2 separate regions of the Mus musculus genome follow, and region 1 is linked to region 2. A link is a loop called in an ENCODE intact Hi-C map of the cell type or tissue named here. Cell type or tissue: heart. All regions are shown on one strand. Each heading gives the region's core, and the rest is flanking DNA. Links, peaks and the distances in the headings are about the cores only.

Region 1 (16,514 bases), core at 5,442-13,441, 380 kb before region 2:
AGTTCCAGTCTGGTAAATGTTCTGTTCTGGAATCCTAGCCTCGCTGGGTGCGGTGCTCCCGGCTGGTACCTGTGGCTCTCCCTGAGGAACGGCATCACCCCTTACCTCCGCTGTGCTGCACTGCTTTTCCACTATTTACTTGGAGTAGCTCCGCCTGAAGAACTGTTTGCCAGTAAGTAGAAGACTGAAATCAGACAGCGAATGGAGACTTGTCTTCACTGACAGAGAGAACAGTGGAACCGCCCCTGCCCTACCCATCGTCTGTGTTCATGCTGAACCCAGGTCCCCTGCCCAGGGCGAGTTCAAATTAAAAGTGAGGCCAAAATCTAGTTTGCTTTCATAAGCCACAGATCCTCCTGGTGGTTCCTGAGTGTGCATAGTTAAATCCTGTGTTTTTAGAGCACCTGCAAGCCAGGGAGGGAGAGCATGGGGCAGACAGTGGTGCGAGCTGTTCAAGCATGATGACCCGAGTTCAATCCCCACTCCTCACAGAATAGGCTGAGTGTAGGGCAGACAGCATGATAGCTCCCTGGCTAAGGTACTTGTTGCCGAGCCTGACAGCATAAGTTTACTCCCTAGAACCCACACAGAAGAAGGGTAGACTAACTCTTACAAGTTGTTCTCAAACCCACAACATGCACACTGTATATAGTCATGCCCTTCCCCTCCCCCAGTAAATAAGAAAATATAAAAAGTAAATAAAAATTTTAAATCCAGATGTGGTGGCAAGCAACTGTAATCATAGCATTTCTATGAAGAAATGGGAGCAGAGACAGGAGAAGCACCCTGAAGGCTGTGGCCCAGCTAGCAACAGAAACAAGACAGACCTGGCTTAACAAAGTGAAGAGAAAGAACTTGTCTCCTAAAAATTGTCCTCTGGCCTCCATGTGAAAGCAATACATACACACATGTACATGTGTACATACACAGGCATGCATACAATTTTTTTTAAACATACATATGTGCAAGCTGAATGTAGTGGCATACAATTTAATCCCGGTACCCAGGAGGCAGAGGCAGGCTGACTTCTATTAGTTTGAAGCAGATTGGTTTCCATAGGGAGGTCCAGGCTTCCTAAGGCTATATTGTGAGAACTTGCCTCAAAAATAAAATAAACTACATATATGAAGACTATTAACTGAAGGATATATAGAAAATTAGAGATGTTTGTTACCTTTATGGAAAAGAACTATTCAGACAGGAAGGTGACTTTATTATATACTTGACTTTGGATTTTGAATACATAGCTATACTAATGGATAAAATAATGATCAAAAAGGCCTTCTGAACATCAAAAACCTGCATTTACTAACAGTATCATTTCTTGTTCTTTTACTTATTTCTAAATCTAGACAAAAATAGAGAAGGCTTCCTTACATACTATGTCCTCTTTGTGAGAGTCAGAGTATTTGTTTGATTTTTTTAAATTGCCCAGAATTATCCAGAGGATCATTTTGTCCCTTGAGGATACATAAATGGGGTCACCTTTACCAGCTGTTAACATCCTTATCTTGAATTCAGTTCAATAGGTGTGGTCAACCTTTGTCAGGGTTCTCTATAAAATAGAATGCTACTCTCCAAGTAATTTCTGTGTGCTGCCACACACAGCAAGTTCATGTACTTATCCAAAGCTGTCATAAAAAAATAAAGTATTTTCTTTTTTAGGATTCAGGCAAATCTAAGCAAAGCTTAAATATGCAAGGTATAATACCAAATGGTAATGAGTCCTGCAAAGTAAAGCTGATCACAGCCAGGGTCAGGACTCAAGGACATAGGTAGTCAAGGAAGACTTTTCTCCAAGGAGAATTAAACAAAGAGCAGCATAGAAGGAGCTCAGCTGACAGAGAGGTGAAGAGCCTTTCAATGTAAGGTATTGCTTGGCATAGTAAGAGAACAGTGAAGATTTGATTCCAGCTGGAAACCTCCTGCGCAGGAAGGTCCAGGAGGTAGCCAGATGTATGCATTTTATCTGGGCATTTATGCCACAATAAAGCCTTTGTGAGCTAGGGTCGAACTCAGTAGAGCACCTCACCAATCCAGTCCCTGGGTTGTATCATCAGCAAAGTACCACCTGTCTCCACATACTAACCCCAGAAGAAGAGACTTTGTATTGTATACTAAGTGATAGTCATAGGAGCCATCTGATGGGGTGACTCACATTCGTTTTATAAAAGGATCACTGTGGCTTACTTGCCACCCACTGTTTTATGGAGCAGATAGAAATGAGTATAAATAATGAAGAGCTCCTTTAACACTGTAGATCAGAATAATGTGCTCATCAAATATATCTTGATATTTCTTGCAGATTCTGCTGAAGGAGAATTCAGTGCACTCTGTAGCTATCTATCTTTACCCACAAATTTGTTCCTGCTTTTCCAGGAATATTGGGATACCATAAGGCCCTTACTACAGAGGTACTATGGGGGCAAATGTAATGATGGCTTTTATCTAGTTTGAATTTTTTTATGTTTATCTTAAACTTTTGATTGGTTTTGATACAGGATTTTGCTGTGTTAACCCCAAACTCTGTTCATCCTCAGACTCCTCCAGGGATCAATGTGAAACATTTGCTTTTATGTTTTTAAGACAGGGTCTAATAGAGCCCAGATTGGTCTAAGACTCACTATGTAACTAAGGGTGGCCTTGAACTCCTGTTTCTCTTTCAGCTGCCTTCTAAATGCTGGAATTACAAATGGGGACCATAATCAATGCCTTTCTCTTAGTTTCAAAAATTTTAAAATTACTATTATTCTCTAAGCTTTTCAGTAGATTAACATTGGCTGCAAGAGGCAGGAGCGTACAGAGATTCTCAGTGCACGCACTTAAGGAGTGGGGTTGAGACCAGCTGCACCCCGTTCACTTTACTTGGTTCTTGTACAGTTATTATTTTGGTCCGATCTTAAAATGTGGTGGGGAGAAGGAAGTGCTCATAAACAGAATCATGATTAAGAATCAAAAGACTGATCATGGTCGGCAGAGGAAGGCAGAGCTCTGTGAGTTCCTGGCCATCCCAGGCTACCGAGTAAGACCCCGTCTCGAGAAAGAAAGAAACCTAACAAGCTCACACTGGGGCTTGTAGTATTGCTCAGTTTGTAGAGTTCTGGCCTAGCCTGCACGAAGTCTCTGTTCAGCCTCCACCCAGCACCCTATAAAGCAGTCACCATGGCATATGTGCCTAAAATCCCACAACTCCCGAGGTAGAAGCTAGAGGTTAGAAGTTCAAGGTTATCCCTTGATTATGTAGCACATTTGAATCTATTTCTCAGTACATGAGAATTTATGTAAAAGGATAAAGAGAGTGAAATCTGGAACTGTATGTCAAACTGTGGAGAATGTGGTAGAACACATGTCAGAAGAGTGGCTGAGAGCCAACTAGCCCTGCAGTGACTAGAGAGGCATGTGCCTCCCTTTCAGAAAGACTCTGCTGCACCTGATCCTGACGCCTTGTTTGCGTCTGACTCCAGTTCCCTCTCCCTATGCCTGTCTGTCCTACCGTTCTTACAATCAGTTTCACCGTGTTACTCTGAATTCTCACTCTCCTATGAGTTTGTCTGTCCTCCTTACGTCCCTTTTCCTTCTCATGCCCACGTCAGAGCTGGGTGAATGCTAGCCTGCCTCGTGGGACTCCTAGTCCCACACCCTAGGCTCTCTGCCAGCTTTTTGCTTTGCTTCCTGAGTTCTCATGGGCATTGTGATCTCTCATAAAATCAAAATGAATTGTTTTTAGAATTCATGGTTTAGAATTAACGTCACTTGTTTTATTACAATGACACAAACTTCATTTATAGTGCAGCTGAGTATGGAGTGGCTGAGTCTTGGATGTGCTATTTTAGTTTAAGTATGAAGAAAGCTTCTGCCATTTGTGCTCTTCCTGGCTCTGCTTGCCTTAGGTCTGTTCTTTGTCAGTTGATCCAGTGGGAGGCACAAGCAAGGGGCTGGAAGCAAGGGAGGATAAAGTTCCCAGCCACCTCTCTGCCTCCCAGGACATCTTTTCAGTAGGGACTGTGGCTCTACTGATACCAGAAAAGCCTGCTGCAATCCTGTTACCCACTGGTGACTCAACCCAGGGCAACAGTGATGTCGTCTTTCCTCCCACTCCTCCGACCTGCACTGGGGCAAATAGTTAAGGCTTTTTTTTTTCCTTTTTTTTAAAGGCCTTTTGTCTCAAGGGCCTTCTTGGTCCTTTGTCACTTCTCCTGGGAGTAGGCAAGTATACCTACCACACACGCTGTATGCAGAGCCCCTATTATTACTGGTATTGCTACTTCCTGCTATTAATTTCTCTCATTTAAATTGTAGATGGTTTCTGTTCTAAAGACTAATTAACCAAATCCTTGAAAAAGGATTTAGAAGGGGTTGGGAGAGTAGGAAAGGAGAGAAAAGGGTAAGAGGTAAACTTAAATACACAGAGAGGATTAGAGAGAAGAGAGCAGCTGATGTGCACTGCAGTTTGCCTGTGACCAGCCTCCTTCTCTCTTGACTCCACTTACAGGTGGTGTGGAGATCCTGCCTTACTCAAGTCTTTGAAGCAGAAAAGTGCTGTGGTCAGGTTGGTTTTACTATTTAAATCTTTTCGATATATCCAGAACTGTGTTTCTAAAATGCTTGGCTGGTTTGCCTTAATTCTAGCCTGTCCCCTTTATTCTCAGTTCACTGTTTCCTGGATATCTGTTGGTCTTTGCCGCCAGATATCAGGTTTTTCCTACACTGATTTTTTTCTCAGAAATGGTTATCCTTCCTTCTTAAATTGTCAGAAGCCACCAGCTCCACTGGAGGAATCATCCTTGAATTGGTACCTGCCTGTCAAAAGGCAACGGAGCTTGTGTCTGGGAGCTGCTGGTTTACTAAAGCCAGGAGGTGGTGGTTTACACTGTTCATATAAATCAGTTTCCCCACCCTTTGAGAATAACAATATAAATAGATCTGACAGTCTTCTCCCCTTCTTGTGTATATGCTTAGAAACTAGACCCCATGCATATCTCAAAAAAAAAAAGAAAAAAAAAAGACAAACTTTTCTTAGGCTGTACATGATGGTACATAGCTGTGATCCAAGAGAGAGATTGAGGTATGAGGCATATGAGTGGCAGGCCAGATTGGGCTTTGTAAGGAAATGAGACTATTTCCAAACTAACAAGAAGTTTCCTCAGCTCTCTTTTCTCTTGAGTTATGGGTCTGTCCGAATCTACATTTTCCCTCAAGTACATGTCCAAATGCCACCTTTTCCCTGAAGCCTGTCTTCTCTGGCATGTGAGTGTGTCTATATATATCTTCCAGCCTCCTAAATCCCTAAACAGCAAACAAGAGAATGGCACGTTTGCCTGTGGCCTGGCTTATATTACATTCTGTGTATTATCTAATTGTTATGTGATTGAGTTGCTTCAGTAAACTGATACAAGAGTTGGTTCCTAGTACCATTTTCTCTTCAGCCCTTGAACTCCGTTCAGCTACAGGAAATATGCATAAGCTGCATTCCCTACAACCCAACGTTAGTGATTGATAACAGTAGCCCTGCGGCCGGTCAGTACCCAGAAAGGAAAGACACCGCTATATAGAGAAATAGAAAAGCTTATGATGTCAATATATATTTTTCAACTAGTACTATCATGCAGTTTTTTCTTTATTTCATATCATGGTGTACCTTTTAAATATCTTTCCACAGCATGGTACTGAAATAATCTGAGAAATTGAAAGGAGATAACACACATATACTCTTTGGTTATGAGCAACTGGCAATCTTAGTTAGTTATATACATGTGTATACTTTATATACATTGCATGATTTATATATAGTATATATATATAACATTATAGCACAAAATATAATAATATATAGGATATACCACTAATACCTTAAAGAAATATAAAGAGGAAAGTAGGTGTGCCTGTAGTCCAATACTTGAGAGACGGAGATAGAAGGATTGCTGTTTATTTGAGGCCAGCCTGGGCTACACATTGAATCTGAAACCAACCCAAGTTACAAAATGGGACCTATCTTTACAAAATTAAAAGAAAAAGGAAACTTAAAGAGGAAAAGATTCTTCTTTTGTTTGTTTGGTGTTTTTGAGACTGTGTCTTACTGTGTAATTCCAGCTAGCCTACAACTGTTATATAGCATGTAGCCCAAGTTGACCTCAAACTAAAAAGTCCTCTTGCCTCAGTTTCCTCTCTGTTAGAGTTACAAGCATGCTGCCATGCCTGATAAGACAATTCTTAATGAGGCAGGGTTAATTTTAGAGAAGATTATTTTTAGCTGAATTAAGAATTATAAGTGAAAGGCTTAGAGATGGCTTAGAAGTTAAGAATACTGCTCTTCCAGAGAACCGGGGTTAAATTTCCAGCACCTACATGGCAGCTCACAACTACCTATAACTCTAGTTTCAGGGGATCTAACCTTGTCTTCTGACCAAGTTGAGCAGCAAGCACACACATGGTGCACAGACATACATGTAGGCAAACCCATATACATAAAATAAATAATATTCTTAAAATATTTTTTAATTAGGGGCTGGAAAGATGATTCAGTGGTTAAGAGCACTGACTGTTCTTCCAAAGGTCCTGAGTTCAAATCCCAGCAACCACATGGTGGCTCACAACCATCTGTAATGGGATCCAATGCCTTCTTCTGGTGTGTCTGAAGACAGCAACAATGTACTTACATATAATATAAATAAATCTTTAAGAAAAGTATTTTTTAATTATAAAATATAAATTGATTTTCATCTAGGGAGAATCTCCTGTTACTCAGATGACCCTCCTTAGACTACATGGGTCTTTTACCGTCTCTTGTAAAGGAAATGGATGCTAACATTAGCCACTGAATATCAAGTGCTAAACATATTCTGTTTCACTTCAGTATCTTGTTTAGTCTTCAAGAGTTTTGGGAGTTTCCTTAATAAATGTATACATATGCACACACACAGTCACCATGTAGACCAGGCTGGTCTTGAACTCAGATCTGCCTGACTCTTGATGCTAGGATTATAAAGATGTACACAATTATGCCCAGTTCCTTCATACTTATATTTAACATCTTTTAAACTGTTGAGTCTTAATGAAGTTCATTTAATATTTCTCTTCTTTATTTTTTCTGAAAACATTAAATTGATGAATTGCCCATGGTTGGAATATATTCAACCTTAGTTTATAGATAAGTAAATGTAGCATGCTCTGAAGCCTTCTTCAGTTTTAATCTGCCTACTTATGTATAACACTGTCTTTTAAACTATGCCTCTAGGTACCCTAGAAAAAGAAATAGTTTGATAGAGCTTCCTGAGGACTACAGCTGTCTTCTAAATCAGGCTTCTCACTTTAGGTAAGAAGAAAAGGGGTGTGTGTGTGTGTGTGTGTGTGTGTGTGTGTGTGTGTGTGTGTGTGTGTGTGTGTGTGCACGTGTGCGCGCGTGCGTGCGTGTGTGCGTGCGTGCGAGGAGAGAGAGAGAGACTGTAACGTTCCTGAACTTGCATTTGGCCTACCATACAACCAATGAACTCATTGTGAAAAAGTGGCCAGTGAGGGGTCAGCTGGTAAAGGAGCTGCCAAGCCTGTTGTCTCAGAGAACAGTCTCCTTCAAGCTGTCTCTGAGCCCCACACATACACACAGATTTCTGGGTATGGCTTGCTTAAGAAGTAACTGCCAGGGGCTAGAGAGATGGTTCAGTGCATTAGCTGCTCTTCAGAGGTCCTGAGTTCACTTCCCAGCAACCACATAGTGGCTCACAACCATCTGTAATGGGATCCGATGCCCTCTTCTGGTGTGTCTGAAGACAGCAACAGTGTACTCACATACGTACAATAAAATCTTTTTAAAAAGAGGAGAGACTGCTGTGTATCCATTGTACTCGGTTTCCTCAAACCATGCTACAGTACACACTTCTGTCATTCATCACTGACAGAGTCGCAGAACTACTGCAGGCTGTACTGTTCACTGCCTCTTGCCTGTCCAAACTCTCGCCACTACAGAGGAGTTGTAACACCGATTCCTTTGCACGCCCCTGGCTTTTTGCCTCCTCCTCACTGATGATTCACTCTGTGAGATTAGCTGTGTGGATGTGTCATCATAGCAGAAATCTGGGTCTTCTTTCACTCAATATGTTTTTATGGCTTATCCAAGTTGTAGCTGTATTAAATTTGTTCCTATTTTGGTTAATATTTTTTATTATACATATAGACCACAGTTGTCTATATTTTCTTCCATAGATGGGCATTCATATTTATGAAATTGTTTCTTCCTTTTAGCTATTATGAATAATGTACTATAAACATTCACATACAAGCTGCCAGATGAATGTACAATTTTCATTTCATGTGAATGTATACATAGGTCATTTGCTAGGCCATATGTTTGATTTTCTTTAGTGTCAAACCCACTGTGTCATTTAACAGTCTCACCAGCAATGTATGGGACATTATGTCTTTACATCTTCACCAGCCCCTAAGTGAACTACCCATTTCAGTAAGAAACTTCTCTCACCAAGGTAAAGAGCAGGCAGGTCTGGCATAGGAGGTTCCCAGGCATAGGCCGGCTCAAGCAGGGGGTACTGGGGTCATCACTTGGTATAGGAGGTTGAGCTAGAGGAAAATTCCTGAGCAGTGGGCAGCACAGATGAGCCTGGCTCAGGAGGCTGTGCTGACCAGTCACCTGGAGCAAGATTCTCTGGTAGCATAGGCCTCCTTTAAGTGGAGCTAAGTTAAAAAAAATTTTTGGGGGGGGGAGAGTTATTTATTATTATTAATGTATGTCTATGACTCATGTGTGCAAATTTCTGTGGAGGCCAGCAGAGGGCACCAGATCCTCGGAGCTGTAGTTACAGGCAGGCATGGGGGGGCTAGAGTGATCTCAAGAGTTTCTGGAAGAGCAATACAAATTCCTGTATTTCTCTGCTGAGTAGGGTGAGTGATGGAACAGGCTTTATTACTAAATAGATACATGATGTGCTTCTTGTTTTCCAACACACTGAATGTGTCTTCCCCTGTTGAGGTGTCCACGGTCTGCAGATGATGAGCGAAAGCATCCTGTCCTCTGTCTTTTCTGTGGGGCCATCCTGTGTTCTCAGAACATCTGTTGCCAAGAAATAGTGAATGGGGAAGAGGTTGGAGCGTGCGTTTTTCATGCGCTTCATTGTGGTGCTGGAGTCTGCATTTTCTTAAAGTGAGTATGGAGTCATCTGGAAACACGTATCGAGTGAATATGCCAGTAGAATAAGTAGTTCTTTAAAAAAAAAATAATATTCTGTTTACATTTCCTTCATTGTTAGAGAAATCTTTAATGGCATAGGCTTTATATCAGTGACCCCAGTTCTGTGTAATATTTAGATATGAAAGGAAAGCTTGAAATCCTAAAACTTATGCTTATAAAGTATGTGCAGATTATTAATTTCAGACTGCCTTATTTATGTGTGTGTTTACTTGTATATTTATTTAGGTTTTTTGGGACAGAACTTCTCTGTGTAGTTCTGGTTGTCTTTGAACTTGTTTTGTAACCCAGGCTAGCCTGGAACTTACAGATATCTTCTGCTTCTGCCTCCAGAGTACTGGGATTAAAGGCATGGGCCACCATACCCAGCTATTTATTTTGAGACAGGTTCTCTCTATATAGACCAGGCTGGCCTTGAACTCTCAGAGATCCTGCCCCCCAAGTGCAGGCCTATGTTTGCCTTTCTTTAAGATGTTTTTATTTCCTTCTTTAAACAAACGATTGACTACTTAGAACAATAGTTATTTATAAACGAAGATAGCTTGCATGGGAGAAATCAAATTTAAAGTTGATTTCTGTGTTTTTTCTGTCCATTTTCCTGTGAAATTCAATTTTTGCCTATATAAACCCTTAAGACTTACTGTGAGATATATTATCATTGCTTAAAGATATATTATCAACCTTTGAGGGGCTGGTTAGATGGCTTAGCAGGTAAAAGCACTGACTGCTCTTCCAAAGGTACTGAGTTCAAATCCCAGCAACCACATGGTGGCTCACAACCATCCGTAATGAGATCTGACGCCCTCTTCTGGTGTGTCTGAAGACAGCTCCAGTGTACTTACATATAATAATAAGTCTTTGGGCTGGAGCAAGAGGGACCAGAGCAAGCAGAGGTCCTGAGTTCAATTCCTAGCAATCACATGATGGCTCACAATCATCTGTATAGTTGCAGGGTACTCATATGCATAAAATAAATAAATAAATAAATCTTTTTTTAAAAAAGGCAACCTTTGAGACAAGAGCAAAGAACGGTATAGAAGTCAAACTCAAACACTTGTTTGCTTGAAGCCACAGGAATAAGTCTGTCTATCCCAACTATTTTTTGTAATTTGTTTGCCTTATGATTTCTCATTGTGGTCCTTAACCATTTCTCTGCAATAAGCATCTCAAGTGTCCTCAAAGTACTATTGGAGGTTGGCTTGAACTAGGAAAGCCTTTAACAGTTCTAGACTGGAGGGTGCTCTATCCTTCCTTGAAGCCCCCTTCTGCCTAAGTAGCAAGTTAGGAAAAGGCAAAAATAGGCCCAGCCACATTTCTCCAGGGTCCTATGGCTCACAGGACAGTCTCCCATTCAGTATATCCAGGTAGAATTACTAATTTCCCATTTCTCTAGATCCACGGATCCTTTTTTTTTTGTTTTTTTTGTTTTTTTTTGGTTTTTTTTTGTTTTTGTTTTTCGAGACAGGGTTTCTCTGTATAGCCCTGGCTGTCCTGGAACTCAATCTGTAGACCAAGCTGGCCTCGAACTCAGAAAGACGTGCACCACCACACTTGGCTCATGGATCCTTTTCTATTGCATCAAGAAAAACAGCAGTGTTTGTTCCTTCTACTCAGACAAAACAGTTTATTGCAGGCAGTGGTGGCGCACGCCTTTTAATCCCAGCACTGGGAGGCAGAGGCAGGTGGATTTTCGAGGCCAGCCTGGTCTACAGAGCGAGTTGCAGGACAGCCAGGGCTACACAGAGAGACCTTTCTTCAAAAACAAACAAAACAAAACACCCCACAGTATAGTGTTTTCATCCACGGCTGTATTGCCTTTTCATTAAATGTTTACTGAGCATGTCTTGTCTTTAACTTTGATTCGATGTCTATCATCTGCATATGTGTATCTAACAGTGTTTGCTAACATTGGATTTACTTTTCAGAATCCGAGAATGCAGGGTGGTCCTGGTGGAAGGAAAAGCCAGAGGCTGTGCCTACCCAGCCCCTTACTTGGATGAATATGGAGAAACAGACCCAGGGCTAAAGTAAGATTTTCTTTAGTGGAAGGTTTAATCAGTTGTCTTATATTTTATTTGCTTTATTGTATGTGTATATTAATAGTTCTTTAAACGTAAACTCTAGAAATAGAGTTACTGATGTTTGTGAGCTGCCATTTGGATGCTGGGAACTGAACCTTGGTCCTCTGACAGTCGTTAGTATCTTAACCACTGAGCCCACTTTCTAGCACCTGGGCCTGGTGAGACAGTGAGACAGGTTCCCTGATGCTAGGAGGCTGAGTAGCTGGTCAGTACCACATGTTATCAACTTTTTATGTAGGTTTGGGGCCTTGAACTCAGGCCCCTCAGGTTTGCATGGCAGGCACTTGACTGACAGAGTTCTCTCCCAAACTTTATTATTCTTTTAAAATATCATCCAGAAGAATAGACTCACTAGATAGGGCTTGGGCTCTAATGGATTATATAGGGATTTGTTTTTATCGAGACAGCATTTGACTTGCCTTTAAGTTTAAGAGGAAGGTACTGAGTGGTCAAAGTAGTTAATGCTGGTCAGGGTGGAGGTCACTTTTAATTCCAGTACACAAGAGGCAAGTGCAGGTGAGTCTCTGAATTTAAGATTCATCAGATCTGAATAGTGGCCAGCCAGGGCCACATGGTGAGAGTTTATCTCAAAAACAAAACCAATAGCAACAACAAAATAGTTAATAACTGAGGATAATCTTGAGTTGTTCTAGAAAAGTACAAAAATGTGGAACTTTTAAGTTAATGATAAACAGTGTGAAAGTTGACAAGTTGCTGAGACATCTGATGTTCCAGGGACTGAGATGCCAGGTATCGCTATGACTGTACTCAACAGACTTCAGACTTTTTGTGTTAGCTGGCACAGTGTTGCAAACTAGGTAACCCTGGAATAGAAATGTACTTACTTAAACATTTGCTAAGCCAGGTATGATGATGCACATCTATACGGAGTTCTTGCTACCTGGGAGGATGAAGCAGGAAGGTCACTGGAGTATCACTGTTCACACCCAGCCTGGACACTGTAACAAGACTGAGAAAAAAACACAAACAAAAACCAAGAAAGTGTTCACCAAGCATGTGCAAGATGAATCATAGGGAAGGTTATAAAACAAAGTATTTCTGAGGAGAAGAATGATTTAAGGTCTTAGTGTTATGCCTCAAACCTAACCTCCTACACAAAATCATAAACTGAAGCTGGGTAAATTGTGAGGACAGAAAGCCATTAGAACCTCATTCAGCTATCCACCAGAAAAGACCAGAGCTGCTTCAAGTTAGAACCTGTTTAAATGAGGTCTCATTATGTTCATTATGTATGAGACCTGATTTCCCAAATAGTCTATTTCTGCTTCCTTAACTAAGTGGTGTGCCAAGTTCTTAGTAATCAGTGAAGAGTTGCCCTGTTTCTGGGCCTCGTCCTGATGCTTGCGCTCATAGCTGCAGGGATGTCTTGGTAGTGTGTACTGATTTAAGACTAGAGATGGCACTGTTAAAGCTTAGATGTCAGCTTTGTTTTTTTTTTTTTTTTCCTGAAGGAGAGGAAACCCACTTCATTTATCTCGGGAGCGGTATCGGAAGCTGCATTTGGTCTGGCAACAGCACTGCATTATAGAAGAGATTGCTCGGAGCCAGGAGACTAATCAGATGCTATTTGGATTCAACTGGCAGTTACTCTGAGCTCCAGTTCTGCCTCAAGACAATCATGAGTGACATCAATAATAAAGACTGATCTAAAATTCTAGAGAACTTTCTGAGGACGGGGAAGTATTGGAGGGTCTTTTGATCCATGTCCAGATTCACACACATTAATAAAATATTCCTTAATGGAATATTGCTTTCAATTATCAAACATAAGCTTCAAGGGAAAAACAAGACATAGATTAATGTTTTATGTTCTAGAACACTAAAGAAATGCTTGTTCATCCAAGTGTCTATTTCTGCTAATATTTCCAGAAAACTCCTTTCCCTTCATAACTGTCCTAGTTCATTTCATATCACCCACCTGGTTAATGAGGTCACATTAAGCATTTGTGGACATTTCTCCATCTGGCTAACATCTCTGCACCTTTGTATTTGGTGTTTCTCGAGTGTAGTTTAGCTTGGGTTAGATCTGAAAAGATGCTGATCACCTGTGATGGTCTAAAGAGGAATTGCACAACTATGCAGTTTCTTTCAATTAAAAATTTCAAAACATGTAAACATCTTTCTTCTTTAAGGAAATATCCTTATTGTACCACCTACGGCTTCAGTCAGAAACAGATCTAAATCTCTCTATGGAGAGTGCTAGCTGTGCTAGTCTGGAAAGCATCCTTCCAGTATAGACCTCAAGTAGATTCAGGAGAATGTGCTCATTACGCATTCCTTATACAAAAGCCTGTTATCCTCACCTGATTCCAGGGAGCTCTGTGGAGTCACAAGTTCTCCATCAGTTACATTTCTTAAGGCAGATTTCTGCAGTAAGATCTCGTCTCTTGGGGCCCCATCCTATTGTCTCTCAGAAAACTCTTGTTTTGAAGCAAACTCTTTGTAGAATGGGAATCAGAAAATTGCCCCAGTGAATGGTCATAAGAGATGAAATTAGAACACTGTATTTAAGCCAGTTCTGCAACCTTCTATGGCTTGTAAGAAACAGGTCCTTGATTTGATGTCTAGGTGAAACCTTTCATAAACGACTGTTTATGATTAATATAAACAACAATAACAAAAAAGCAACGTAATCAGGTGTGTGTCCTGTTATAACCTGCTGTGGTTGAGCCATCTTGCGTATAAATAATGCAGCTCTCCTGAGTCTGTGCATAGACCTCTTGATTCTTGGCTTTACCGTTTTATATCAAGACCTTGTGAGTAGATCAGTTGATACTTATTTTAGCTTTTGTGGTATTGGGTAATATTGCAGTTGAAAGATGTGTTTGGAGATTGTCTCTTCCTTTGCCCTTGGCTACTGCTGCCATGTGTGTGTCTAAGTGTTTTCCTGCCTTCTGTTTAGTGAAGACCAGGAAGTAAAAATACATTTGATAAGTGATCAGTGATGCACATTTGGGGCTAAATTTGTTGCCATTTTTATGGAATGAAAAGTGGGTTTTGCAGTAAGAAATTGGTGTGAGCAGGCACCAGACTCACAATCATGATTTCCTACTTGGATAAATACTACTCAGAAGAAAGCAGGAACTAGATGCAACTATAATGAACAGTTCACAGCAATTATAAGAGACAAAAATCAATAAATTCAGTATTTGGCTTGTGCCATTTGCCAATATGATTAAGAAATTTGAACATTGCCCTTTGTTTTTTCTATAATTTTTTTTTGAGAGATTGTTTAGCTCTGAAATCTGGGCTAGAATAGGCAACATAAGATGCTCATTTCTGCCTTAGTCATCTGGCCCCCATTTGCCAAGGATAAAGACTTTATTTTTAGCCTTCTTAGATTCAATTTGTAAACCCTGGAGCTAAGCTTTCAAGCTGCTAGGAGGACTAGCTAGCACTAGCCAAAGAGCCTAATTCATCACTCAGTTCTGCTTCTTGAGATGGAAGTTTCTGCACTGGAGGTAGACTTAGGTCACAGTGCTGCCCCAGCCCACGGGATCTTTAATAGTATTCATCATGACAAATGATTTAAGTCTGCTAAGAAGTTTACTTAAGCAACCAAGTCACTTTATGTAGTGTAGTGTATGAAAGAATTGGTTTAGTGGGATGGCTCTGACTCTGTGTTTTTAATATTGGTGAGGGGCTGGCAAGGATTTTAATGATACAGTAAAGATAAACATATATCTGTATAATTAATTTATTCTGTTAGTGTATGGGCTGTGAGTTCACCTTTTAGTGGTCATTTGTCATTTCATAACAACTATGCATTTTGGTTCACTGTGATGATGATCTATATTTAGTGACTGCAACATGTTTATACCACTGATTCAAATTCCATTCATGATGAAGTTATACAGATGATGCATATATTGATATCTTTTATTGCAAAAATGTAAATTAAAAACTTGTATAATGTTCTTGTGCTTTTTTGAAATAAAATATCTTATATGTGTATATTTAAAAAGAAAAAAGGGACTTCTCATGTTTGGGCATTTGGGTTTGAAGTATAAAAACCTTACCTAGAAAAGAGCTCTACTTAAAAGTATGTAAGTTCGGCCATGTTTTGTTTGTTTGTTTTAGGCAGAGTCTCTTGGGCTCATGCTGTGCTCAAACTCATGACATAGCTGAGGCTGGCCTTGAACTCCTGATCTTTCTGCCTCCATCTCTGAAGAACTGGAATTATAGGCATATGTCACCACACCCAGGTTAAAGTTTTTTCAAGACACAGACTTTTAGGGTTAATGGTCTCCAAACTTTTTGACTATACATTCCATCACCATATGTAGATTTACATACATTCTTTGCATGTAGTGTTCTATGCCTACATTAAACACATTTTATGACATAGTACAAAACTGGAAGGTTTTAATTCAGTCTTTTGCCCCATTGTCATAATTAAGCTCTCAAAGGTATAAAATATAAAGATTCTCAAAGCTGCAAGAGAAAAGAAACAAGCATAAAGAGTCTCTGTTTATCTGATGGCAAACTTCTCAGAAATCTTATAAGCAAAGAGAAAGTACTTAAGATGTACATAGTACTGACAGGGGGAAAATCAGCCAAGATAAAGCTAGCCTTCAGGATTGAAAAAGAAAAAAGAGACTTTGGGGCTAAGAATTTAGGTCAAGTAGACCACCTTCCTAGTATGCATAAGACCTGGGTTTGATTCCCAGCACCACAAGAAAAGAAAGATACTAACTCACAGGCAAGAGTGACTGTACAGATAAAGTCAGAATGTTCTAGTATTGTAAAACAGTAGGCCAACCACTATTAAACAATAAGAAGATTTAAAAAAAATTCTACATTAAAAAAAAAAAAGATTCTATAAGCCAAGGAAAGTGGGTAGTTTGTTCCTGGCAGACCCAATGACTAAGGAGTCTGAGGCAGAAAGATTGCTTGAGCCTATCAGTTTGGAGACCAGCCTCCATAACATAGTTATGTTTCTGAAAAGAAAATAATGGCATATGAGAGTGTCTTGCTTTTTCTATTGCTGTGATAAAAATACACTGATAAAAAGCAACTTTAGAAAATAGTTTATTTTGGCTCCCAGTTAAAAGTAGCAAGAGCTTAAGTAGCTTGTCACATTGTATCTGCAGAAAGTATGAAGCAACCAATTCCTGGGCTCAGCTCACTTTGTCCTTTTTTGTATAGGCTAGTATCTCAGCTCAGGTATGGTCTGTCCCTCTCACCATAGTGGATAGGTCTTCCTGTTTCAACTAAGC
Region 2 (16,514 bases), core at 4,448-12,447:
TGACATCATAGATAAATGCCTCTGGGTCCTGAGGGAACCAAAGGCGTCATAGGAGACACTATTGTCAGCTGAGACTCAGAAGGCTGACATGATCAGAATAAGGCTGGCACTGGATATCAGGTAAGAAAAGCCCCTTGGTTCAGAAGAGAGCCACATCAGGGCCAGTGCGCAAGGGTAGCTTCTGGAACGAGAGCTGCCATGGGATGGCCAGGGTCTGAGCTCAGTCACTGCCATACTGGCACTCTCTTTTCAGAACCTCACCTTTGCTGGGCCTTGAGCACCCATAGGAAAACAGGGCCCAGATATGCCAAAGATGCACCCTGGTGGCTCCCTGCCTGGGTCATGAACTTACCAGAACTCTCCATCCTCAGTAACCTGGTGCTGTAGACGGGCCTTCTCATCTTTGTCTACAAAGCTCCAGTCCTTCCAACTGGTGGGAAAATGGGGGAATTAAGAAAGTTCTAAGACCAGTCCCCTCGAGTGGGTTCACAAGGGCTTGGCTGTCTCTGGCTGAATCTTCTAGCCTCCTCATTAAGAGCTTGAATCTGCATCAGACAGCTGTATATCCTTAGACATGTCACTTGACCTGTCAGCTTCGACTTCCTCGCTGCAGAAGGGAACCGACTACATCATCTGTCTAGGAGCTATGAGGACTTCATGAACTAACTCGTCGAAACTGTTAGCTTGCTGCCCACGGAGTTGCTAAGAAAAGATCATGTAACAGGAAAACAGCTAAGCACTCTTCCTTCCTTCCTTCCTTCCTTCCTTCCTTCCTTCCTTCCTTCCTTCCTTCCTTCCCTTTCTTTCTTTCTTTTTTTCTTTCTTTCTTTCTTTCTTTCTTTCTTTCTTTCTTTCTTTCTTTCTTTCTTTCTTTCTTCCTTCCTTCCTTCCTTCCTTCCTTCCTTCCTTCCTTTCTTTCTTTCTTTCTTTCTTTCTCTCTTTCTTTCTTTCTCTCTTTCTCTCTTTCTTTCCCTCCCTCTTTCCTTCTTTCTTTCTTTCTTTCTTTCTTTCTTTCTTTCTTTCTTTCTTTCTTTCTTTCTCTCTCTCTTTCTTTCTTTCTCTCTTTCTCTCTTTCTTTCCCTCCCTCTTTCCTTCTTTCTTTCTTTCTTTCTTTCTTTCTTTCTTTCTTTCTTTCTTTCTTTCTTTCTCTCTCTCTCTCTCTCTTTCTTTCTTTCTTTCTTTCTTTCTTTCTTTCTTTCTTTCTTTCTTTCTTTCTTTCTTTCTTTCTTTCTTTCTTTCTCTCCAAAAGAGAGGCTCTTTTGGTCTCAGTTAAGAGCTTTCCCCAGCTGTCACCTTTACCCCTCATAAGAGTCATTTGGACACTGTAGGTACTGCTTCCATTTTGTAGGTGAGGTAAAGGGGATAGATACTAAGAAGGGAATTGCCTGTTTAGTCCAGAACTCTGATGGAGGCTTCTAGAACCTTTCCTCAAGAATATAAGCACCATCATGTTCACTGAGTCCCTGGCTCCCCTGCCTTCACCTCCTGCCCTTTTGGGGAACCCACACCAGTGTCCTTCTCTGTAGGTCACTGGTTTGAGAGTGATCTTCCACCAGTATCAACAGTACTCTCATGGTTTGGTACCCACCCCAGTGTGGCCCCAAGCTCTGTTGACCGTGGACTGCCTCACCCATCACTCCAAGAGCCGTTCCACTCCACCTGGCCCCAGGGGTTCCGCAGCCGCACCAACTTCACCTTCTCACCTTTGAACAGGGCCTGAGGCAAAGAGACACAACTTGGAAGCTCAAGCAAGTTTGGAAAGATGGGGCATCTGATTTGGTATGAGGGCTGGGTAGAAGTTGTGAGAATCCAGTATAAAGGCTGCCTGCCTGGCCCTGGCCAGGTGGACAAACCAGAAGCTTGCTGACAGGGTGAGGCATCTGGCCATGGTATGTACTGGTGGAAGGGGATAAACATTTATGATGAGGCTTTAGAAACATATTAAGTATTTTGTTAGGCTTTATTCTTTTTACTTATGTGGATGTATGTCTGCCCATGTGAGTTTATGTGCACCATATGCCTGCAAGTGCCCGAGCAGGCAGCCAGAGGTTCTCAGAGCTCCTGGAACTAGAGTTACCTGATGGTGCTGGGACCCAAACCCAGGTCCTCTGGAAGAACAATAAATGCTTTTAACTGCAGAGCCACCTCTCCTGCCCTTATTTTTATTCAGTGTGTGTGTGTGTGTGCATGTGTGTGTGCACATGTGTGTATGTGTGTGATGTGAGGGTGGGTGTGCATGTGTCTCAGTGCACATGTGCACAATAGAGGACAACTTCCTGGAGTCAGTCCTCTCCTTCTGCTCTGGGTCCCAGGTTTGGACTTGAGTCTTCAGACTTGCGCAGTAAGTGCTTCTACTGAGACCCTTCACTACACCTTTCTGTGGGTGATTTAAAGCAGGCCCCTCATAGATAAACTACAGACAGATGCCTCCCCTTAACAGATCAGTTAGAAAAAGATGCCCCATTCTCCAGTCATGTGCCCTGGGGGATGCAGACTCAGCCTCTTAGGCCACTTTTTTTTTCAGGACATAACCTGTCCAACTGCATGCTACAGCCTCACAATGATCCTGCTTGGGAAATGACCCAGGACACTTCAGAAACCCCACAGGAAGCAAAATGGACACGAGTGAACAGGAAACAAGGCAGTACACAAGCTCAACTTTGTAGGCCAAAAGCTGTGTTTCTAGTTGTTCCTTGGAAACAACTAGAAAAATCCCAGTCTTCAGCATTAAAAGCAAAGGGAAGGGCCAGGGAACCACTCAGCTGATGAAATACCTGCTGGTCAAGAATAGAGACCCAAGTTTGGATCCCCAACACCCATGTAAAAAAGATGCCACAGCAAAGTATATCTGTAACCCCAGCACAGGGAGGGCGGATCCCTGGAGCTCATTGACCAACCAACCTAACCAATTGGTAAGGTCCAGGCTCAGTGAGAGGCACCGTCTCAAAATAAGATGAATCACCAAGGAACACCCAATACTGACCCCTTGCCTCCACAGGCACAAATACATAAGTGTGTACATTCACTAGACACACAGCTGAACCCAGAAGATTAGCGGCCAGGTCTACCTCAAGTCAGTCCCATAGGTCCCTTCTGCCCTCAGGAACCCAGCTTGGACCTGACTGGCAAGTTCTCTGGGTCATGAGAGAGGCACAGAAAGTTAAGTCCTGACATTAGCAGGTCAGCTCAGGGGTTTCCAGGCCCCACCAAGCTCCAACAGACTCACCTCCTCCAGCCCAGTGACTGAATAGGCATGCCCTTTCACCAACCCACAGGCCATTCTTGTTTCATACTGCACTGGAACAATTGTCTGTAGAGAAATAACCAGACAGCTTGTCAGGAGTTGGGGTGAAGGAGGGCAGAAGTTCTGCTGATTGGAGACAAGGGTTCATGCTGGTCCTTTTCTGAGTTATCTCAGACTAAAGATGACTCTCTTCCTTGACCTTATGCCTTATGGCCAGGGTCAGACCCTCGCTGGTTTTTCAAGAGCAACAGGAAGATGCTGCCCTACTCCTCCTAGCTGATCTTGCTGCCCTGATGGCCAGAGATCAAGGTGAGTCCTGGAATAGGAGGTAAGTAAAAGAATTTCCCCTCCATTCTAGACTTCCTCAGCAGAGGAGAGGGGGACATCTGGGGTCTGTGCCTTCCTCTGAGCCCATCTAGAGTTGACTATTCCCCAAAGAAGGATTTGAGAAAGAGAGTTCTCTTGCTGTCACTTCACCTCTCTCACACTTACTAGAACATGGAAGTCAAGACTCCCAATGCTGGCAATACATACGGGGCGGTTCCCTGCTGTGACAGGACTATGCCTGAATTCAGGGGCAAAGATGTTCAAGTTCTAGTTCTTGAGGGTTCCTCGGCACAAGGGTAGATAGACCACCAACGCCCTCTGAGCTCTCGACAGGCATCTCAGCATCCGCTGGCCCAGTAACAACAGCTTTGGGGAAGCTTCTGGGAGCCACATGGAGGTGAATTCCTGAAGCCGCCTTCAGGGTGACAGGTGTAGGTGAGTCTGGAACTTTTTTCATCTTAGTGTCTTCGATTTCATTCATCTGACTCAGATTAGGGCAGGGCACTCACTAATCCGCTCAGCTATAGCTCAGAGGCTGCCTGAGATGGCTTTTGGCGCGCTACACGGCCTATCATTTTGACCAGCAGTTTTCTTCTTGAGACTCTCCTATAGAAACCATTATGGGTGTATACAAAACTGTCTTTATGCTTATTACAGCACTTTTGAAAAACAGACTTTAAAAAAACCCTCTAACTCTTCAATAATAGAGTGTTAGTAAGTAAATTATAATATATTTGTACACTAGAATATTGTACAGCTACTAAAATGATATAAAAAGAATACTTAGTTGCATTTTAAAAATATGAACCTTGCCGGGCAGTGGTGGCACACACCTTTAATCCCAGCACTTGGGAGGCAGAGGCAGGCGAATTTCTGAGTTCGAGGACAGCCTGGTCTACAGAGTAAGTTCCAGGACAGCCAGGGCTACACAGAAAAACCCTGTCTTGCTGGTGGGGGGGGGGGAGGACCAAAAAACTCAACAACAACAAAAAACAGGCTGTAAAGATGTAACATATACTAAGATACAATTTTAAAAAATATATAGTTTAAGCTTGTGCCCAGAAGGACCATATACCAAACCCTGGGCAGTTATCTTTAGATGAGAAAATATAGACTAACTTTTCCTCTGTGCTTTTCTGTCTGGCTCAGTCCTTCAGGAAGCACATGGGCCGTTCAAACAGGAGGATGCAAGCACTACATAGCACTGAAGCCCTGTGTTCCTTAGAGGAGAGTTACCAAAATGGAGGGAATCTATTCTGTTGGCACTGACTTCAGAAGGATGGGCCATGCAGATCTGGGGGCGCTAGTCAGTCTCGACATTTGGAGATGTACACACCCGTGACGGTCTGTCATCTGAGCCCCTGGGGTCCAGGTCTGAGTCTCTGAGCAGCGAGTTATCCATATTTCTCACCATCCGTGCAATCAACTCCCCCATGTTCAGACCAGAAGGAGAGGTTCCATAAGTCATGTTCGTGCCATCCTGAGGCCCAATGGGAAGGAAAGTAGAGAACCCAGGAAAGAAAGAGTGCAAACAAGGGAGGGCGGGAAGGGAAGGGGGAGCGACAGGCAAAGCAAAAGAGGAGAAAGACATCAACAGAGCGTAAATGCAGAAAAGATACAAGACAATGACAGGACAGGAGAGTTCTCCCATGTGGTGACAACCAAGCCTTCCTACCCACAGGGAGTGCTGGGAGAGAAAGAGGCAGGAGGTGGCTTGCCCCACCCCAGACTACTATTCCCAAAGCAGCTCTTGGGGAAACCAGGCCATGGTGGGTCCTCTCCTTGTTCCTGTCTCAGTTCATATGATCTTGGTACCCTGAGAGAGGGTCAGAGAGATCATCCAGACTGCAGCACAGAGTCCAAGGACTGAGGTGATGTCAAAACTCAGCGACTACAGAACTTTCTAAGGGCAAAGATCCATAGCCAGCGATGTGGTTGGCTTGTGGGGCACGCTTGTGCTGAGCAGTCTGGACAAGAGAGGCCAATCAGTGGGGCCTCTGGTCTATTGCTACCAGAATTCTAATGTTTGGAGTGTCATGGCTCATTCTTTTTCTTGGAAAGCACCCCACCTTCAGGGACACATTCCCACCGAAAAACTGTCAATTTTAAAGTTAACCATCATCCATGTTCTTTGTTTTTAGAAGCAGGACCTCACTAATCAAATCAGGTTGGATTCAACTTTTCAATTGCTGGAACTACTGGTAGTTTCTTTTAAAAATTTTTGTTTATTTAGTGTGGGGAGGAAGTGCATGCAGAAGTCAGACAACAGGTTTCGGGAGTCCATTGTCTTTCTACCATGTGGATTCCAGATCAAACTTAGGTCCTCAGGTTTAGTAACAAGTGTCATTACCAGCGAGCCATCTCACCAATGTGGCTCTTGCTTTTACAGCATCCACCCCATCTCAGGAGGAAGCTGTGTGTTGTTGTTAGCTGAGTGAAGGGCCTCCCTGGAATCACACTTACGTCAATGGAGCAGCCCATGAGGGAGCCTCTCTCGATAGCTTTCCTCATAATCTTGTACATGTCACTCGGAGCATCCTTGATCTCAAAAAACTCTGTCACCCCTCCTGTGAAGTCCTCCATGGCTTCTGTGGTATTCCCACCTTTCAGAGCTTCATAGGAGCCATGGAGCCTTGGAGAGAGGACAAAAGGCAGTCTGGAGTCTAGGAGTTCCAGGAAGTATGACAAGCTGAGTTAACTCTAGGCCAGAGAGGGCCAGAAGCATTGTCATGACGGTCCCCATTTCCCACAGCCCTCTTCCACTATCTGCTAAATCTAGTGGCGGAGGTGGAGGGCTAAGGTAAGAGACAACCTGGTCTTATGAATGTGCTACAAGTATATGGTTTTAAGCAAGTAAGATCCTAGGAGCTGAACTCCAGAGAAGCAATGAGCTGATGAAGAAGACTTGAAACACCATGATGAAGGCAGGATCAAAGAGCTGACTGTAGGAAGCTGAAGACTTACTGCACACATCTTTATATCTTTTTGCTTTTATGTTTTTCAGATAGGGCTCCTACTGCCCAGTCCTGATCTCAAGCTGACTCGGGCTCTTTACTGGACTCCCACAATCCACATGAGCATGCATTCACATGCCTAGCCCCATGTGAAGGAGACTTTGGCTGAATCTTGAAATCCATATCCCCCACCCCTGTAGTCCTAAATGTTTCCCATCCTAAATGTTGCCTTACTTGGCATAAGCCTTCTCAAGGAGAGCACTCCAGAACTCATTGCGGTGGTTGGATTTGGTGAAAACCAGCTGATTGTTGTATGTTGGCAGACAGTCGTCAATGACCACATCTACCCAGTCTCCATAGCGCCAGAACTGCAAGAAGAAAGAAGCCCAGTCACCCCTGTGCACTCCCTTACCTGATCCCACATCCTATAGGACTCTGAGCCAAAACCCTACCATTTCCTGGGCTTTGCATCCTGAAGCTTGTTCATTCTAGTCTGGCTTTTGAGTGTGTAAATCTATCTCTAACTAGGCCATGAACTTCTGCAAAACAGGAAACTGCATATCCCTTAGTGTCTGTCAAAAGCCCAGCCCAGTTCTAGACATAGTAGGTCCTCTGAATATCTTAGGGTTTGAGACTTTTCTCCCTTGCCCATAGGTCTGGGACAGACCTAGTTTAAATACATTCGTGTATCCCAAGTGATTCCAGTGCCCGCCCAGGATTGAGAACTCATGATTAAGGAAAGCTGTAGGGCTAACTAAAGTATTTCTCTTTATCCCATTTTCTTCTTTCCTCCCCTCCCCTCCTCCCTTCCTTTCTATTGTGTTTGAGGCACACAGGTCAGCAGGCAGTATGCCTTCCTCCCTCCCTTCCCATGGCACATCGTCAAGGATGAGAAGTCAGGGGTCACAGATAAACAACTTGTTTTTACTAGGTACCCAGGCTAGCCTCGAACTTATCTTGATCTTCCTGTCTCTGCCTCCTGAGTGCTGGCATTATAGGTCTGTGCCACCACACCCAACTGATTTATTTATTGATTGATGGCTAAAATGGAAAAGGGGAGTGCACTGGATATGCTGAGGTACCATAGGAGTGGGATGTCAGCTGATCAGTTTGAGTCATTCTCGACACTAGGAAGTTTCAGGGCCAGAGGCACGCTGCTCAGAACCACAGAAAGTTCCAGAGCCCCACATGCAGGTCTCAGATCTGTTCTGATCCAACCCAGAATTTGTCTCTGCATCAAGATGATCAGTGCCCAGAAAAATTCTAATGGATAAATTAATTCTAGAACCAATACTTTCAGGGCTGGGTCAAACCAGCCACTAAATGCCCAGAAGACCAGAATTTTCTGGTAAGACCTAGAAAGGTAAGTGATAGCAGTAGGAAGGTAAATAGACTCCTCTGTCAAGGGTACAGGGTCATGAGCCAGGGATCACAGAAAAAAAAAATCCAACACTTTCAGGCTGAGCATCTTAAGAACCTGTTTGAGGGGGGGGGGCTTCAGGCAATAACATAGCAGCCAGCCAGCTGGAGGACAAGAATAGGCACTCAAGCCAGCAGCCTGGATGACTTTCTCTCCCCCTTTCTGGGGCACAGTGGAAAGTATGTAAGTTGGAGGGCACAGATAAACACCTGCTTCTTTGCAAGCTTGTAGCTGTAAGTGGGTCATTGCCCACAGGTAGGTGTGTAGAACCTTTCCTGAGCCAGCTGGGAAGTCAAGGCCGGGAGACCCAGGGTGGCCAGACTGTGGCTGGGTGGTGCTATACTTGTCTGAAAATATCTCTTGACTCAGAAGAGACTGAACGTTTCCGGGACCTTGCAGCCAAGTTAATAATATGCCTTGAGATCATTTAGGGCTATGTACTTAGCCTGCTGGCCTCTCTGCACTCAGCCTGGGGAAGTTTAATGGGCCTTTCAGAGAACAGAGCAGCCAACCTCATTATGCTTTCGATTTCCCAAGTAATCAGCCTTTATAACCTAAGCTAAACACACAGCTTTAATCTCAAGTTATGTACTTTACTATTACCATGACCTAAGATTATGCACGCTGTGGTAATAATTTCCTGAAAACAGCCAAGAGGTTGGAAGCAACGGTACGCAACAACTACCCCATTTTGGAAGCCACACGTGGATGTAAGTTGATAATATGTCTGTGGGTTTGTGCTTTTGATTCTCTGGGTGATTTGAGGTCAATAAAGTGATTTCTTTCCTTGTAAAAATCTGTTCAAGATTTCTGCAAAGAATTTCTGTACTGTTCAATGAATACAAACCAAAGCCCTCTGTTAGGCACAGATTCAGACAGACAGACAGACAGACAGACACACACACACACATACAACTAGGCAACAGACATATGACACAGGCACAGATGAGAAAAAACACAGACATGACAGCAAACACATACATTCATTAGATACACAGGCAACAAGGACAGATGGGTCACACACACACACACACACACACACACACACACACACACACACACACACACAGAGAGAGACACAGACACCAGACAGACTACAGACAAGAGAAGGTCACCTCCTTACTACAGCACGGAACATTTTGGTGCCTTCTCTGAGGTTATCTTTAACTGAGGTATGGCTGCTGTCTCAACCACACCCCCATTTCCTCACCTGGAAGTGGAAGATCCCTGCGTAGTTTTCAGTGAAACTTTGATCATGGGGTATAACTCGGAAAAGCAGCCGCTCATTCAGGGTCAGGCAGGCGATGGCTGCAAGAAACCAGCAGTCCCCTGCAAGCAAAAACAGACCCAGGTAGTCAGATGGGGGCTTCCCCTCTCAGAAGAGCCCTGCCAGCCCCAGTAAGAAGCTCCCCATAGCTAATGACTCGGGATGCCCACTGCCCTGCTTCCTGCCTGCCCTCAAGTAGGTGTGAGCTCAAGCAAGGAGACTGTCAGGGACAGGAGCTCCTCAACGGCACGAGCAGCACGAGGACCGGGTAACTCATTCTCTCAAGACAGGCTTTCCTAAGTTAGGCAATGGATTCCTCCTTTAATAAAACACTTCCTGGTCATTCTCTCTCTCCATGTGCAGGGCAACCGCAACATGTTGGAACAATAAATTCCTCTTGCTTTTTACATTGTAAATAAATAAATAAATAAGTCACTTCCTTCTATGGTCTCAGTAGAGACAACAGTGGTAATTATGGCTGTCCTCTGTCTTTGTAGGGTGAGCCCATTTCCCCTTCTGGCATCACGGAAAACAGTATTAGAGAACCATCAGCTAAGCAGACGTGTGTCAGAAGGCAGGGGTGTTGGGCAGCTAGCTGCCACAGAACCATTCTACACAGGTCACTAAGGCTGCCAAAGGGACATGCCTGGTACCCTGACAATTCCATAGCTCTACTGGGGGCACAGGCTAGCTGCCACACTGCTGGTGGGAAGAGAGGCTTGTAACCACCCAAACCCCCTATCTCCCTGCCTTGACTCAGCTCAGAAGCAGTGTATTGGTTTGAGGGCTCAGGGATTAATTTGTCCACACCCTCCAGGCAGTGTCCCTCAGATGCCAGAAGCCACTGTACCTGAGGTGTTCTCAGCCTCCCTTTCTGGAACAAAGTGATAGGTATTTTTCAGTTGTTCCTGCTTTTTTTGGGTCAAGTTTTAAATAGTCCTTTAATGTTCTCTCCAGTTTCTCTTCACAGAGCTCTCCTACAGTCTGCCTAGGGAGGATGCTTCCAGAACAAAAGGTGGAGGAGAGGAAGGGACTCAGAACAGTCCAGACGACAAGGTGACAGAACCTTGTCCTCTCCTCTACATGGCAGACGCCGCCTCTGCCAAAAGACTTCCTTTAGTGTGGAGATGCCTGATCTGAGGACCTGAGACTGACCTCCAGATGCCACACGGAAGAAGGAAAAACCTGGCCCCCACAAGGTGTCCTTTGACCTTCACAGGTATAGGCCATGGTATGTGCACACAGACAGACAGACAGACAGACACACTCACTCACTAAATAAATAAATAAAAATTATTTTAAAATATTAGGAGATGCACTAAAAGAGAAACCAGAATTTATCCCTTCCCATCCTGAATAGAGATCTCTCAGGTTAACTAACCCTGGGTCACCTGGTAGGACATAGAGGATTTTTCCTACCTAGATCTCCTTGGCAGATGTCAGTCCTGTTGGCTCCACCAATGATAAACCGGGGATTCTCACAAATTTCCTGTGAAATCAAAACAGAAACAACCATTGTAACACCATTGTAGGAGTCCTGGCTGAGCTGATGGCCTACTGCACTGGGGGCCAAAGATTTACACTCACTGTCCCCCTCCCCGGCCTCCACAGCCATCCAAGAGGAGAGCCAGCGCTCTTCTTTTGAAACCAGAAAGCTGAAGCTCAGAAGTTGGTGTATTGGTGCACAGCTGTAATCCCAGCACTGGAGGAGCTGAGGCAGGAGCATGGCTAGTTCAAGGTCAGCCCGGGCTTCATTGGGAGACTCTGTCTCAAAATGAACAATAAACATCTGAGGGTCAGAGGAGGTAAGAGCCTCAAAGCTGTCCCCTCTTCTTTCCATACCACGTACTGGGTAGAATGTTCTTTGAGAGGGGGGACGGGCAAGAGGCTGCAGAACTTATGGCTTTGTTTTCTGTAAACTGGGGCACAGGATGGAAGAGGAGGAGGAGGAGGAGCAGGAGGAGGAGGAGGAGGAGGAGCAGGAGGAGGAGGAGGAGGAGGAGGAGGAGGAGGAGGAGGAGGAGGAGAACAATCTTCCCTTTTTAGAAATCCGGACACAGGCCTTGGCAGTTGCGGAAGCAGACTGTAAACCCCACGAGAGCCTCACCTCTTCCCCCCTCCCCAGTTGGAAGGGGCAAACACACCCACAGCAGCAATGGTGGCAGCTGCAGTTTCCAAGCCCATGGGCTAAGTCACGCCCATCAGCAGCCAACAGACAGCACTCTTGATTTCATTCAGTGTCTGCTTCGTTTTAAATTTTTTTGTTTTTGTTTTGTTTGTTTGTTTTTCGAGACAGGGTTTCTCTGTGTAGCCCTGGCTGTCCTGGAACTCACTCTGTAGACCAGGCTGGCCTTGAACTCAGAAATCCGCCTGCCTCTGCCTCCCGAGTGCTGGGATTAAAGGAGGCGTGCACCACCACACCCGGCAATTTTTTAAAAAACTTTTAAACTCATTAAAGATTCAGTGTTTTGATTTTTAATGTTGTTCTTCACAGCTTCAAGAAACCTTGTTATTCCTGTGAAGTGTTCTGTGCTAGCTAGTTTTATGTCAGCTTGACACAGTAAAGTTATCTGAAAGGAGGGAGCCTCAACTGAGAAAAATGCCTCCATAAGATGTGATTGTAGGGCATTTTCTAAATTAGTGATTGAGGGGGGAGGGCCCAGACCATCGTGGGTGGGGCCATCGCTGGGCTGATGATACTGGGTTCTATAAGAAAGCTGGCTGAGCAAGCCATGAAGAGCAAGCCAGTAAGCAGCACCCCTCCATGGCCTCTGCATCATCTCCTGCCTCCAGGTTCCTGCTCTGTTTGAGTTTCTGCCCTGAGTTCCCTCAGTGATGGGCCGTTCCTTACCTGGAAGTGTGACCTGAAATAAACACTTTGCTGCCCAAGTTGTCTTGGTCATGGTGTTTCATCACAGCAATAGAAACCCTAATTAGACATGTCCTCTGTCTTTCTGTCTCACTGTCTTTCTCCTTCCTCACAACTACACAATTCTCCCAAGTGAGCTGAGCTCTGCCCTCACACTCAAGGTTGTCTCCATCCTACTACATAGAAAGGCACATCCATATCATACCATAGCTCTCCTGGCAATGAATAGGCATAAGTCAGTATTGGTATAAAGGGCTACACAGAGACACACAGAGTACACAGACCTCTCATGCAGAATTATAAGACTTTCTGCACCCAAAGCAGTGCAACATATCAAAGTAGTCAATGTGAGCAGTGAGGAGGCATTTTACAGTCTGTGCCTGACCTCTGCGATCAGCCTCCTCAAAGCACATAAGCCCAGGGCTGGAGAGATGGCTCAGCCTTTGTTGAGCACCTGCCTTCCAATGGTCTGTAGCTCAGTTGGTCTGTAATGGTCAGTTATAAGGGCTCCAGTGCCATCCAGTGGCCACCATGAGCACTGCATGTGGTATACACATACTTAAATACTCAGCTACTTTAAAATAAATAAAAAATTATATATAAAAAAACCCAAACAAATCCATAAGTTCAGCCTACTCGGAAGAAAATTCGAGAGAGATGCCATGAGAGGTGTTTTACAAAATACCTGATTAGTGCTCTGTGAAAGTGCACAGCTCATTGGAAACCAGGAAAACTTGAGAGGGGAGGCTAAGGACACAAGACACATAAGTGAATACAAGGGAGGAGTCTTGGAACATAAAAAGACAGAGGAAGAACCCTAAGGAAATAACGTGTGGACTTTGTTTTCAATAACAAATCAATCTTACTGATCGCCGAGGTACAGGTCATGATATAACAAGGAAAACTGGACTAAAGGTAGCGGTCTCCTTACTTGTGGGGTATATCCCAAGACCCCCAGGAATCTGAAACTGTGGTTATGACCAATGCCCATATAGATCATTAGACTCCTTCCTATACACACACCAATAGTTTAACTCATAAATCAATGAGAGATGACTAATACTACAATAAAATAGAATAATTAAAACAATGTACAATAGTGGAGGTTATTTAAAACTTCTGAAGTATTTCAAGAATTTCCCATTTAGTATTTTCGCACCCCAGTTGACTACAGGTCAGCAAAAACTGCAGAGAGTGAAAAGCACAGGTAAGAGGGACTACACATGGGAGCCCAGCGCTATCTTTACAGTTTTTATGTAATCCTGTAATTGTAAAATTAATTTAAAATTTAATTAAAAATTTAAAAAGTAATTTAACTAATTAAAAATTGCATATACAGTAAAGAATGTGCCTTGCAGATGTTCTGGGTTTTCACACACACACACACACACACACACACACACACACACACACACTCACGCACACGCACACGCACACTCCTTGCCAGCTCTAAATATAGCAGGCTCCCTTGCAGCTATAGGCACCGCCTTGCAGGAAGAAGGGCTTTGACGTCCTCCTGCTGCCATGCTGGGGCTCCTAGGATGCCCCTTGATAGGGCAGCCTGGATCAACTGTCTGGCTGGTCAGCGGGGACTTTTCTGTTTAAGCAGACTTGACACCATGCTAATGAACCAGCTTCGTCCAGAAGGCTAAGGCTCGCCTCCAGCCTCCTGTCAATTCACTGTCCATCCCTTCTGTGGACCTGAAACTTCAAGCCTCTGTTCTCTTCACCACTCCACTCTTCCCTCCCCAAACTCCTGGTCTCGGGAAGAACCGAGCTGATTCTACCTACGAATCTTATGGGAATTTAAATCAATGCATTGGCACTCTTAAATATAATCTCAGGGATCTAAAGGCCATCCTAACCCTCGCCACGCAGTTCAGGAATAGAAAACAACATCCTTAGCTTCTAGCATAAGAAGTTAGGTATTTGGAGCTGGGGCTTATGGGTAAGGGGGACATTAATAAGCTAGTTGCTCAGAGTTGGGGTGAATCCACAGCCCCACGCTCTGACCACTTTACTCCCAGTTCCCCAACATCTGTCTACAGATTCCATGCCCCCTTTATCCCTACCTTTGGCCTCTTCCAAGTGATGGCCTTCATCTTGGCTTTCTGGCTCAGCTCATGGGAGCCAAGGGCCTGCACACCTGCTGGGAAGACACGGTCTTCAAAGAGGCACTTCTGAGCCAGACACTGTTGTTTGAGAACGACAAAATCCTGCCCCTCAAACTTGAGAGGTTGTGAGACAGTGCCCTCTCCATTTCTCCTGTCCCTTTCTCGGATCACCCTGTCACAGAAGAATCCCGGCAGCAGGTAGGGCATGATGACCAACAGCGGAACCCGGCCTTCCCTGCGGCCTCTCCAGCTGCACCCTCAGCCCAGGCCTAATCCTCTGGTGAATGGCCCAGAGCCTATATAGCTCCTCCACCCTCAGCAGCTTGATGCAAATGAACACGGTCCAGAGAAAGGCTGTGGTCAGAGTCAGCAGCTTTGTCCAGAGGCCCCTGAGCCCATGGTCTAGGGGCAACACAGGCAAGTCGGAAAGGAGTCAGGGAGGGGGAGCGAGCCAGCCAGAGATGGCTCAGGGGACAGATAACAATGCCTTGTGGACCTTTAGGGCACCTCCAACAGCCTTGCTGGGACTCTTGCTTTAAAAAGAGAAAATATAGTTTCAGAGAGCTCCCCTTGCCTCAGCAAAAGGCATTCATGCCTTTGACACTGGCGGTCAATGGGATATAGCATGGGGCCTTCTAAACATGCTGTATACACTAATCCTATACAGGCTGCTGAATGCATAGGAGGAATCTGCTGCAAGCCTTTGTCTGAGGGTAATGAAGCCTCCTTCTCCCGATGTTCCTGCCCCACCCCCTGCAGACCTTAGGGGCTCAGATCTATGAGGATGCAGAGGGCAAGCATCCCTATTACAGTTGACTCCAGGGCGAATGCAAACACCTAATGCTTTACGATTAGCATCCCTGGGTAGGAAATGTGTGAGTTGGGAGCAGCAGGTAAATGTGGGTTGGAGCGCTTTCTGTTGTTTGTGTTTTATGTTTCACTTTGATTGTGAGACAGGGGTTCTCAGGTAGCCTGGGCTGGCCTCAAACTTACTATGTAGCTCAAGATGACCTTGAACTTTTCATCCTCCTGTCTCCACCTCCCTAGTCCTGAGAGCACAGGCATGGACTAGTGCATCTGGTTGGGTGGTGCTTGGGATCAAACCCAGGACCTCACACATACTAAGCCAGCTCTTTCCCTACTGAGTTGCATCCCAGCCTGTGTGTGCTGGGGTACTATCCTAAGAGTGCGTGGCTTCCCCACACTGTCATTACGTTTACAGAGAGAACTGAAGACACCGGGAAGGTGAGACTGGCAGGCTGCATGCTAGGCTGTCCAGTCCCCACCAGTTCACTGACATCCTCTGCCAACATCTACTCCGTGAAACTTAAAGCGTAGTCAGAACTTCTGGCATCCACATTAAATGCTACAGCCATGTGAAATGCAGCTTTCCAGTGGGTGTGATGGTACAGACCTACAATCCCAGCACTTGAGAAGTTGAGGCAGGAGGATTTCTTTGAGTTATAGGCCAGCCTGGCCATCGTGGAGAGTCCTAAGCCACCATTAATTATAGAGGAAGACTGTAACAAAAGCAAAACAAACAAGCAAAAGCAAACCAAAATTTAACAAACAAACAAATAAAAATCCAAGTTTTTGTGGCCTAATCTCAGGATTCAAATATCCCCAAGTTGAGGTATGGGCTGGCTTCTGCATTTATTTATTTATTTATTATCCTCTCTGTGTATATTATTCTCTCTCTCTCTCTCTCTCTCTCTCTCTCTCTCTCTCTCTCTCGGTGTGTGTGTGTGTGAATGTGAATGTATTATTTGAGTGTGTATGTGTGTGTTTGTATATAAGTGTGTATGTGAGAGAGAGAGACCAAAATCAGACGCATTGTGGGAAGGAACAGGCACAGTAGGGAAAATAAATGTATGGCCTAGTCTATCAATCAAAATAAATTGCCCAAACTATACCCTTAGTAATCAATTCCTCCTTCTCTCCCATATCATAAAAGAAAATTCCAAACATGAGTTAGGTCCATGAGCACTCACATGGCCTGCCGTCCATCTTGACATTATACCTCCCTATAATCTGCTTTACTGCTTCCCTTACAATTTAATTATCTTGCTTCTTTTGTGAATCTATGTGTGCCCTTATTTTCAATTCTTTGGGTAGGAGGTCAAGACCCTGGAAACACCCAGCTCAGACGCTGACCACTGGTAACAGGGTCCTCTCACTGAACCTGGAGTCCACTGATTAGCCTAGGATGGTTGGCCAGTGAACCTCGTGAATGCACCTGTCTCTGTGTATCTAGCGTAGGGATCACAGGAATACATTCTGTCACGCCTGGCTTTTTAAAAACTTGGGTCCAGGGGGCAG

Evidence for each region. Peaks named below come from ENCODE experiments on the same cell type or tissue, not always from the same donor. Only the 100,000 strongest peaks of a DNase experiment are listed, where the experiment ranks them.
Region 1: it touches region 2 in a loop (4-fold over the local background); 18 of 42 quality-filtered maps call a loop at or near these places.

What each region holds. Positions count from the first base shown.
Region 1 is chr2:120,859,024-120,875,537 of GRCm38, reverse strand. It overlaps Ubr1 (ubiquitin protein ligase E3 component n-recognin 1), which reads left to right. Exons shown (of 47, transcript NM_009461.2): 41 at 39-172; 42 at 2,306-2,414; 43 at 4,493-4,549; 44 at 7,235-7,312; 45 at 8,978-9,148; 46 at 11,119-11,220; 47 at 12,747-15,266. The coding sequence ends at 12,888. It overlaps AV039307 (expressed sequence AV039307), which reads right to left. Exons shown (of 4, transcript NR_038350.1): 2 at 13,214-13,350; 3 at 12,120-12,244; 4 at 8,848-9,208. Among named protein-coding and RNA genes, the nearest start is that of AV039307, 17 kb to the right of the region's middle. In heart, for the core only: a CTCF peak has its summit at 8,779 (motif pointing right); no DNase peak of the experiment used is centred there.
Region 2 is chr2:120,474,870-120,491,383 of GRCm38, reverse strand. Capn3 (calpain 3) reads right to left here. Exons shown (of 24, transcript NM_007601.3): 2 at 10,632-10,701; 3 at 9,156-9,274; 4 at 6,760-6,893; 5 at 6,035-6,203; 6 at 4,908-5,051; 7 at 3,227-3,310; 8 at 1,631-1,716; 9 at 353-430. Among named protein-coding and RNA genes, the nearest start is that of 4931402G19Rik, 14 kb to the right of the region's middle. In heart, for the core only: no CTCF peak of the experiment used is centred there; a DNase peak (open chromatin) is centred at 8,283; H3K27ac peaks cover 1,227 bases.